Regions from separate parts of the Homo sapiens genome. Here region 1 is linked to region 2. Evidence: read pairs that join two places in POLR2A ChIA-PET (ENCODE). Cell type or tissue: B cell. All regions are shown on one strand.

Evidence for each region. Peaks named below come from ENCODE experiments on the same cell type or tissue, not always from the same donor. Only the 100,000 strongest peaks of a DNase experiment are listed, where the experiment ranks them.
Region 1: POLR2A ChIA-PET joins it to region 2 with 7 read pairs; 4 of 35 experiments call an interaction of 5 or more read pairs at or near these places.

The regions. Positions count from the first base shown.
Region 1 is chr1:155,870,804-155,875,803 of GRCh38, reverse strand. All of the region lies in intron 2 of SYT11 (synaptotagmin 11), which reads right to left. Among named protein-coding and RNA genes, the nearest start is that of SYT11, 14 kb to the right of the region's middle. In B cell, no CTCF peak of the experiment used is centred here; no DNase peak of the experiment used is centred here.
Region 2 is chr1:155,814,482-155,819,481 of GRCh38, reverse strand. It overlaps GON4L (gon-4 like), which reads left to right. Exons shown (of 32, transcript NM_001282860.2): 7 at 3,220-3,270; 8 at 3,582-3,677. Among named protein-coding and RNA genes, the nearest start is that of GON4L, 40 kb to the left of the region's middle. In B cell, no CTCF peak of the experiment used is centred here; no DNase peak of the experiment used is centred here; H3K27ac peaks cover 362 bases.

The sequences.
Region 1 (5,000 bases), 56 kb before region 2:
AAACTGTGATATTTCACATGATTTTAAAAATTTATTGAGTCTATGTTTCGTCCTAGGAGCATATGGAAATGTCTCTCACAGGGCATAAAAAATAACTAACTAGGCTGGGTATGGTGGCTCACGCCTGTAATGCTAACACTTTGGAGGCCGAGGAGGGCGGATCACTTGAGGTCAGGAGTTCAAAACCAGCCTGGCCAACACGGTAAAACCCCGTCTACTAAAAATACAAAAAATTAGTGGGGCATGATGGTGCACACCTGTAATCCCAGCTACTCAGGAGGCTGAGGCAGGAGAATCGCTTGAACCCAGGAGGTGGAGTTTGCAGTGAGCTGAAATTGTGCCACTGCACTCCAGCCTGGGCGACAGAGTGAGACTGTCTCAGAAAAAAAAAAAATCTAACCAAGGTTTAAACCCACTCCTTAGCTTTTGAAATTGAAATACAAAAGGGGATCAACTTTAAAAATATTTTCATGTTTTTTCTCTGCTAGAGAGAAGCCCCACATTTTGTCCTTACCCATAACATATGTATTGTCAGCTTTTTTTTTTTTTTTTTTGAGATGAAGTCTCGCTCTGTCACACAGGCTGGAGTGCAGTGGTGCGATGGCTTACTGCAACCTCCACCTCCTGGGTTCAAGCAATTCTCCTGCCTCAGCCTCCCGAGTAGCTGGGACTACAGGCACATGTCACCATGCCCGGGTAATTTTTGTATTTTTAGTAAAGACGGGGTTTCGCTACATTGGCCAGGCTAGTCTCAAACTCCTGACCTCATGATCTGCCTGCCTCAGCCTCCCAAAGTGCGGGGATTACAGGCGTGAGTCACCATGCCCGGCCTATTGTCAGCTCTTAATCGTATCCATGGAAAGTATCCTCAGCCAGTTTTATTTTATTTTTATTATTTTTATTTTTATTTTTTTGAGACGGAGTCTTGCTCTGTCACCCAGGCTGGAGTGCAGTGGCGCGATCTCGGCTCACTGCAACCTCTGCCTCCCGGGTTCAGGCCATTCTCCTGGCTCAGCCTCCTGAGTAGCTGGGACTACAGGCGCCTGCCACCATGCCCGGCTAATTTTTTGTATTTTTAGTAGAGACGGGGTTTCACCGTGTTAGCCAGGATGGTCTCTATCTCCTGACCTCGTGATCCGCCTGCCTCGGCCTCCCAAAGTGCTGGGATTACAGGCGTCAGCCACCGCGCCCGGCCTTATTTTTATTTTTGAGATAGGGTCTCACTCTCTTGCCCAGGCTGGAGTGCAGTGGTGTGCATTCACTGCAGCCTTGACATCCAGGGCTCAAGTGATCCTCCCAACTCAGCATCCTGAGTAGATGGGACTACAGGCATGTGCTACCAGGCTCAGCTAATTTTTGTATTCTTGGTAAAGATGGGGTTTTGCTATGTTGCCCAGGCTGGTCTCAAACTCCTGGGCTCAAGTGATCTATCCGTCTCAGCCTCCCAAAGTGCTGGGAATACAGGTGTGAGCCACCATGCTTGGTCCCTCAGCCAATGTGTTTTTGTTTGTTTTGTTTGTTTTTCCCCTCGAGACAGGGTCTTGCTCTGTCACCCAGGTTGGAGTGCAGTGGCACGATCTCAGCTCACGGTAACCCCCACCTCCTGGGTTCAAGCGATTCTGGTGTCTCAGCCTCCTGAGTAGCTGGGATTACCGGCGTGAATCACCATGTCTGGGGTTTCCGCCACGTTGGCCAGGCTGGTCTTGATCTCCTGAGTGGAAGCCATCCGCCCACCTCAGCCTCCTTAAGTGCTGGAATTATAGGCGTGAGCCACCATGCCTGGCCCTCAGCCAGTTTTGAATTACAGTCTGGTTGCTCTTGCCAACCAGTATACTTCTGGGCTTTTTCCTTTTGCCAGAAATCAGAATGTAATCAGTGAATATAAACTCATTTTTACTATTAGCCACATCAAATGAAAAGTAATCCCATATGGAAAAGAAAATTGAATGGATTCCAAAACATTCAGAACTGAGCTATCCAATACAGTAGCCACTAGCTACACGTGCCTATTTACATTTTAATTTAAATTAAATAAAATTAAAATTATAGTTCCTCAGTTACACTAGCCACATTTCAAGTGCTCAATAGCGACATGTAGCTAGTAGCTACCACACTGCATGGTGCAAATATAGAACATTTCTATCATCATTAGACGGCACTGATCTAGAAAGGACTTTTGCATTGTTTTGGCTACTGCTCCCGTCTGTTTCCATGAATAATAATAAAATGTTAGCTAGGTTTGATATATCCATTTCTGGGGCCATCCTTCAATACTGAGTATCTAAATACTAAATATGCAGTCTTTAAATATGATTCTAACTTTATATACAGAGGAAGGATAGGTGGGGGAAAAGCAACGTTTCATTATTTCTTTTTTTTGAGACGGAGTCTTGCTCTGTCGCCAGGCTGGAGTGCAGTGGCGTGATCTTGGCTCACTGCAACCTCTGTCTCCCGGGTTCAAGCAATTCTCCTGCCTCAGCCTCCTGAGTAGCTGGGACTACAGGCACGTGCCACCACGCCCAGCTAATTTTTGTATTTTTAGTAGAAACGGGGTTTCACCATGTTGGCCAGGATGGTCTCAATCTTTTGACCTTGTGATCCGCCTGCCTCGGCCTCCCAAAGGGCTGGGATTACAGGCCTGAGACACCGCGCCTAGCCGACATCTGATTTTAAAAGCACAGTTTTATTTGCAAGAATAACACGAATGACAAGATTATAGCTTAGGTTTCCCGATTACTTATTTAAAATTCTGTATCCTAAATCATCCATTCTAGGAAAATCTTCCTAATCAAAATCCCCATGCCTCTTTCCTAGTTTTTTGGGAAAGTTGACAACTTCTGGTTACCCTTTTCATTTTTTTCTCCCTTAAAATCACTCCTCAGGCAACTGTCCTCCATCTGATCCCTCCTTCACCTTGTGCCATCTCACACGGGCAGCATGCCCATCCCCACTCAGCGCCGCTTTGTGATGCCCAAGTCTGTAGCCACAACACCACCTGAATGCCACTCCATTCTGCATTGAAGGCAATTTAATGTCATTCCCTCAAGCTCCCTCCCTTTCTCTTTCTACCCAATTCCCATTCCAAGTAGCTATGTCAATGGCTCTTTCTTTTGAAAGAGCCATTGAAGGCTGTGAGCAAGCTCTGTTTCCCAGCCCCTTGGCCTAGTGAGGCAAAGGCCCTGTTGGGGGGCAGGCAAGCAGAAGGACAAGGGGGAGAAAGGATTTTCTCATGCCTGACAGAGCTGCGGGGCTCGGCTCTCTGAGGGCAATCTCCTTGCTCCTTCAGTGGAACAGAGGAACAGGAACAGTGGTCCTAAAGAATACACTCAGAAGAAATAATACTTAGGCAAGGGATAGTCTGTTTTCCTATAATTAGCAGAACCTCTTTCAGAGTGATTTTCTAGCCAAGGAGCCCTTGTATTAGGTGGACCATCATAAGCTCAATAAACCCTTCTTGAGGCCAGATGTCCTGAGGGCCACCTCTAGCCTAAATCACAACCATGGGAAAACAAAACCTTAACATTCAATCCCATCCCCCTTTTCCTCCCTGCAATACACATACATGATCTGTTGCCCAGTCTGGAGTGCAGTTTGTGGTAATAGCTCACTGCAACCTCAAACTCCTGGGCTTCCCGCCTTGGCCTTCCAAAGTGCTAGTATTACAGGGGTGAGCCACTGTGCCTGGCCATATTTTCTTTTATTTTTTTATTTTTTATTTTTTATTTTTTATTTTGAGACAGGGTCTCCTTCTGTCATCCAGGCTAGAGTGCAGTAGCTTTTTCCTGGTCTATGTAATCCAGACCAGGAAAAAGCCCTTTACAGCCAGTGTGGCATGGTCCAGGGCAGCTCTAGCTGACGTTCACCAAGGAGAGATCCTACTTTGCTATGGTAGGGAGGATTTGGGATAGACATTTGCAGCCTGCACTTCTAGGGAACCTAGTGGATGAGTGACTAGGGAGATGACAGCCATGGCTCAGATGGAACATAGTCCTGCCTACGGGCACTGGTTGGGAAAATGGGTTTAGGAAGCCTGGGAGGCTGGAAGGCTCTAGGGTGGGGCTGCACAGGCTCTGGGTAACCTATCTCGGGCCTTCTCCAGGGCATGTGTTGCTCAGGATCCTAGCCCTGGCTTATCCCTCCTCAAGGGAGTTAATAAAGTGGAAAGAAATGTGGCTCTTGCCAAGAGCCCCTGGCAGCTTAGCAAATGCCATTGTCTGTGCTGTGTCCAGTGCCCTTGATTTGAGGCTGTTTTGTTCCCAGCCCAAATCAGTCCCTTTCATTGCCAGTCTCTTCCCAGCTGCAGCTTGGCACAGAGCCATGTTCTACTCCCAGCCTTGGGCTGCAAGTGTATAGCTGTCTGGAGGAGTCCAGCTGGTTGGTGACTTTACCAAGGTTGGAGTCACAGGGAAGGGTGTATTGGAAAGGCTCCTCCTTCAAGGAGAGGTAGACAAGGGAAGGAGTAGAGGATGGGAGCTGCTGTGAAGGGAATACGGAAACAGCAGAATGGGTCGGCAGAGCCCTGAGGAAAAAAGATGGGACAGGGGAGGGGAGAGAAGGGGATGAAACAGGCCACTGCTTCCATTTCTATTCACACCTTCTGATTCCAGTCTCAGAGGATGCGAAAACCCCTTCAGGGCTGGACTCTGGGATGTCTCATTGTATCCTGGCATTGAGAACCACAAGATGTTGTGGCAGTGTCTTGTTTATGCTCTGACGTTCACCAAGTTTTCCTATAATTAGCAGAACCTCTTTCAGAGTGATTTTCTAGCCAAGGAGCCCTTGTATTAGGTGGATGAACATAACCTCAATAAACCCTTCTTGGGGCCAGATGTCCTGAGGGCCACCTCTACCCTAAATCACAATCACAAATGTGTCTAATATTCTTCAAGATTCTTGGACTTCCCTGGCCCCTGTGACATGGATCTGAGTGTGCCAGGTGGCAGTAGCAGTTCCTTCAGGCAATGAAAGGCAGGACCGGGCTGGCTGCAGGGGGACAGGTG
Region 2 (5,000 bases):
GAGTTCAAGACCAGCCTGGGCAACGTAATGAGACCGAGACCTTGTCTAGAAAAAAAAGCAAGAAAAGGAATTGGTGTATTCTTCCACATTACTTTTCCTACAGTTGAAGAAAACTAGTATGTTATTTCATAACATTCTTTTCTTGGCTATACATCCCCCAATTTCTCCCCCCCTTTTTATTTTGGGAGTCTTGCTTCATCGTCCAGGCTGGAGTGCAGTGGCACAATTCTGGCTCACTGCAACCTCTGCCTCCCAAGCTCAAGTGATTCTCCTGCCTCAGCCTCCTGAGTAGCTGGGATTACAGGTGCGTGCCACCATGCCCGGCTAATTTTTTTGTATTTTTTAAAATTTTTATTAGAGATGGGGTTGCACCATGTTTGGCCAGCCTGGTTTCAAACTCCTGACCTCAAATCATCTGCCCGCCTTGGCCTCCCAAAGTACTGGGATTACAGGCATGAGCCACTGTGCCTGGCCTTTTTGTTTTGAGATGGAGTCTCACTCTGTCACCTAGGCTGGAGTGCAGTGGTGCGATCTCAGCTCACTGCAACCTCTGGCTCCCAGGTTCAAGCGATTCTCATGCCTCAGCCTGCTGAGTAGCTGGGATTATAGGCATGCACCACCACACGCATCTAATTTTTGTAGTTTTAGTAGAGATGGGGTTTCACCATGTTGGCCAGGCTGGTTTCCAATTGACCCATGTGATCGCCCGCCTTGTCCTCCCAATGTGCTAGGATTACAGGCGTGAGCCACTGTGCCCGTCCCATATCCTTTTAAAAGTATGCCAAAAGAAGACTCTACTGAACCAGATATGGTTTGACTAGTAGTTAGATTATCTCCACAGTGTTCCAGATTACATATTTCTCCTAATGTAGCCTAAGGTCAAATTGACCTTTGTTTTTGGCAATCACATCACTTTTTTTGGTCTGGTTGACTAACTCTTGTTGCATAAATTGAAATTTCATCTTTCTCTAGGATGTGTTCACAAATGAATAGGTGGTAGCTATGATGAAAGCAGCCATCAGTGAGGAAGTTCTATGAAGTCTACTTGACATATAGAATATAATTAACATGGCTGGGCACGGTGGCTCATGCCTGTAATCCCAGCACTTTGGGAGGCCGAGGCAGCTGGATCACCTGAGGTCAGGAGTTTGAGACCAGCCTGGCCAACATGGCGAAACCCCGTCTCTACTAAAAATACAACAGTTAGCTGGGCGTGTGGTGGGCGCCTGTAATCCCAGCTACAGAGACGAGAGGATCGCTTGAACTCAGGAGGGAGAGGTTGCAGTGAGCGGAGACCATGCCACTGCACTCCAGCCTGGGTGATAGAGCAAGACTCTGTCTTAAAAAAAAAAAAGAATATAATTAACATTAATTCTTTATTTGATTTGGGGAAAAAAAATCCAAGGAGATCAAATTAGGCTCTGAATTATGTTTATTGGCCATGAATATAGATGTGGAGAAGTTGGGCCATCCAAGACGGTATAGTTTACGTAGGAGAGCAAGTATTAAAATGTAGGTCTCTTGCTTCTTAATTCTTTCTTTTTTTTTTTTTTTTTTTCAGTGACTTGCTCTGTTGCTCAGGCTAGAGTACAGTGGCCTAATCATAGCTCACTGCAGCCTTGAACTCCTTCCTGTGCTCAAGGGATCTTCCTGCCTTAGCCTCGCAGACAGCTAGGCCTATAGGCATGTGCCACCATGTCCAGCTAATTGGTTTTTTTGAAACATTCTTTTGTAGAAATAGGGTCTTAATGTGTTGCCCAGGCTGAACTCAAACTCCTGGGCTCAAGTGATCCTTCTGCCTTGATCTCCCAACATGGGGGGATTACAGGCATGAGCCGCTATACTTGGCCTTCTTAATTCTTACTAGACTGACTCCAACACACTTCTGAATGCTGGCTTGCCTTTCTAATGGATTTGGCAGTAGGTAGGAAAGGGAAATGGGCCTGAATCACATCATTCCCTTTACCCTATATTGGTCCCACCTACACAGCACTAGATAAATGGTCAGAACATAGCAGGGCTGATTTGATTTGAGAAGCTAAGACTCCTTTTAGAGACAGAACCTAATGGCCAGTTGGCTTTTGTTCATAAGGTGCTTTTGGTTGGGTTACAATTAAATGGTCAAGAAATTATACATCCTCAATGGCATTTTATCAGCAGTATATAAGAACTTTAAAAAAGTTCTTTAGGCTAGATGTGGTGGCTCACACCTATAATCCCAGTGCTTTGAGAGGCTAAGGTGGGAGGATTGTTTGAGCCCAGGATTTTGAGACCAGCCTGGGAAACCTAATGAGACTCCATCTCTACAAAAAATTTAAAAAATTAGTGAGGCCTGGTGAGGAGGCATGCCTGTAGTCCTAGCTAATTAGTAGGCTGAGGCAGGAGGATCGCTTGAGCTCAGGAATTTGAGGCTGCAGTGAGCTCTGATTGTGCTGCTGCTCTAGCCTAGGCAACAGGGCAAGATCCTGTCTCAAAACAAAAACAAAAACAAGAAAAACTTTCCCCCTAGCTCTTATAAAAATTTTCAAACATTCAAAAAGTTGAAAGATTGTTACAATGAATCTAAATTCCAAGAGTAATATTTTGCCATATTTGCTTTATATCTCTCTGTGTTGTTTTTTCCTGTACTATTGGAAAAATAAGTGTGGACAACATGAAACTTTGCCCTAAATGCCCTGGTAAAAGCTTTTTTTTTTTTTTTTTTTTTTAAGAAAAAAAAAAGCCCATAGGCAGAGCAGGGCTACCCCATAGGCAGAATAGTCCATAAAAGCTTTTCATGGCTGGCTTTTTGGAGTTGTACTTATGGTGGATTCATGTAACTGATTACAAAAATATATTGCTGTTAAAAGACTACTGTAACCAAAATATCTTAGGTTTGTGTAGTTTAATAGTTTATAAATAGTTGTCACATCTGTTGTTCCATGTAAACCGCAGCTGTGATATGAACAAGGTAGACATTGTTTTCTTCATTTATAGAAAGAAGTGAGGCTTACCAGGTGTAAGGCAGAAATGCTAATGACAGTAATAGATTCTTTCCTGGTTTCTTCTTTCTAACTCTGACAAATAATTGAGAGTATACCCTCAGGGATAATCAACACCTCTAGATCACTGCAGTTACTTGTTAAGTATATGGCTGTTAGTGATGGTACAGAGGAAGTAAACATGAAAAACAATTATTTCAGTTAAGATAACTTAATTATTTATATTCTTTGTTGGTAGGTAATTCCAACATGGAATATTTCACCAATTAAGAAGGCCAATGAAATTAAGGTAAACTTGGAAGAAATAATTGTTATTCTTTTCCAGAAAGACTTCATCGGTTTTGAAACTTAAGTACTTCCTCTTTAACTTTTCTTGATCAATCTTTGTTTTAATTCCAGCTTTGTTTTTTTCCATTCTATTACTCTTAGGTTTGTATCTCATGGAATTCACTTTAACCTCTGCCTCGTGTTATTTGCTTTAGCTGTACATTATGCTCTTAGGATTTTTTTTTTTTCTGCCCTGCTTCTTCCCCTTATTTTCCAAATACGTATGATTTGTGTTTCCCATTACTTCATTTCTTTCTAATTGTACTAATGTAGCCTCCTCAGTTTGTGGATATCCACCTTGAAGAAGATGATTCCTCAGATGAAGAATACCAGCCGGATGATGAAGAAGAAGATGAAACTGCTGAAGAGGTCAGTGAATGTTAGTTGGTAATATTTGTCTTAATAGAGCAGGGTATACTTTGCTTCCTTAGTAATGTCACTTGTAGAGAGGATTGAGACATGGTTCTTTTTTCAGCTCATTTCTGTGCTTTAAGCTGTTTTTCTGCCCTTTATACTCCCTTAATTTTAGAATTTGTTGTATTATGAAATACAGCATAGAAACGTGCATAGAATAAAAATGTATAGCTTTGGTTATTATAATGCAAATCCTCATGAAACTCATAGCAAAGTCAAGAAATATATCATTACTAGGACAACCCCTGTATACCCTCCCCAGTCACAATCACCTCCCTCCCCCTAAAAATAACCACTACCCTGCCTTTTAGTAATTATTTCTTTGCTTTTCTTTATAGTTGTATCACCTCAATATGTATCTCTACACACTGTAGTTCAATTGTTACTGTTTTGAACTTTATATAAATGGACCCATGTTTATATGTTTTGTTCCTAGCTTTTTAAAATTCAACATTAAGCTTTTGAGATTCATTTATACTATTGGTTTTAGCTATACTTCGTTCCCTTTCATTGCTGTGTTAATATGTTCTTTGACTTGTTTCTTAATGTGTTCTTTGAATTGTTTTGTAAAAGGATTTTAGACCAAGGCCTTACACTTTGTAATGCAGATTAGGATAGTGATCTGATCCCTGTCCCCACCTTTAGGATTTTTTTTTTGAGTCTCCTCTGTTGCCCATGGAGTGCAGTGTGCGATGTTGGCTCACTGCCATCTCCATCTCCCGGGTTCAGGCAAGTCTCCTGCCTCAGCCTCCTGAGTAGCTGGAATTAACAGGCGTGCGCTACCATGCCTGGCTAATTTTTGTATTTTTAGTAGAGATGGGGTTTCGCCATGTTGGCCAGGCTGGTCTCGGACTTCTGACCTCAAGTGATCCACCCGCCTCGGCCTTCCAAAGTGCTGGGATTACAGGCATAAGACACTGACTGCACCTGGCCTTTAAGTTTCTATTTAAATTTTATTTTCTGTTACTGTAACTAGTTGAGTGATGGATTTTATTTATTTATTTATTTATTTTTGAGACAGAGTCTCGCTCTGCCACCCAGGCTGGAGTGCAGTGGCGTGATCTCGGCTCACTGCAACCTCCATCTCCTGGATTCAAGTGATACTCCTGCCTCAGCCTCCCGAGTAGCTGGGATTACAGGTGCACGCCACCGCGCCTGGCTTATTTTTGTATTTTTAGCAGAGACGGGTGTTCACCATGTTGGCCAGGCTGAGTGATTGATATTTTATGATTCCTTCTCTTGAGATACTTCAGACTTTGTGGAATGAGGTAGGGGCAT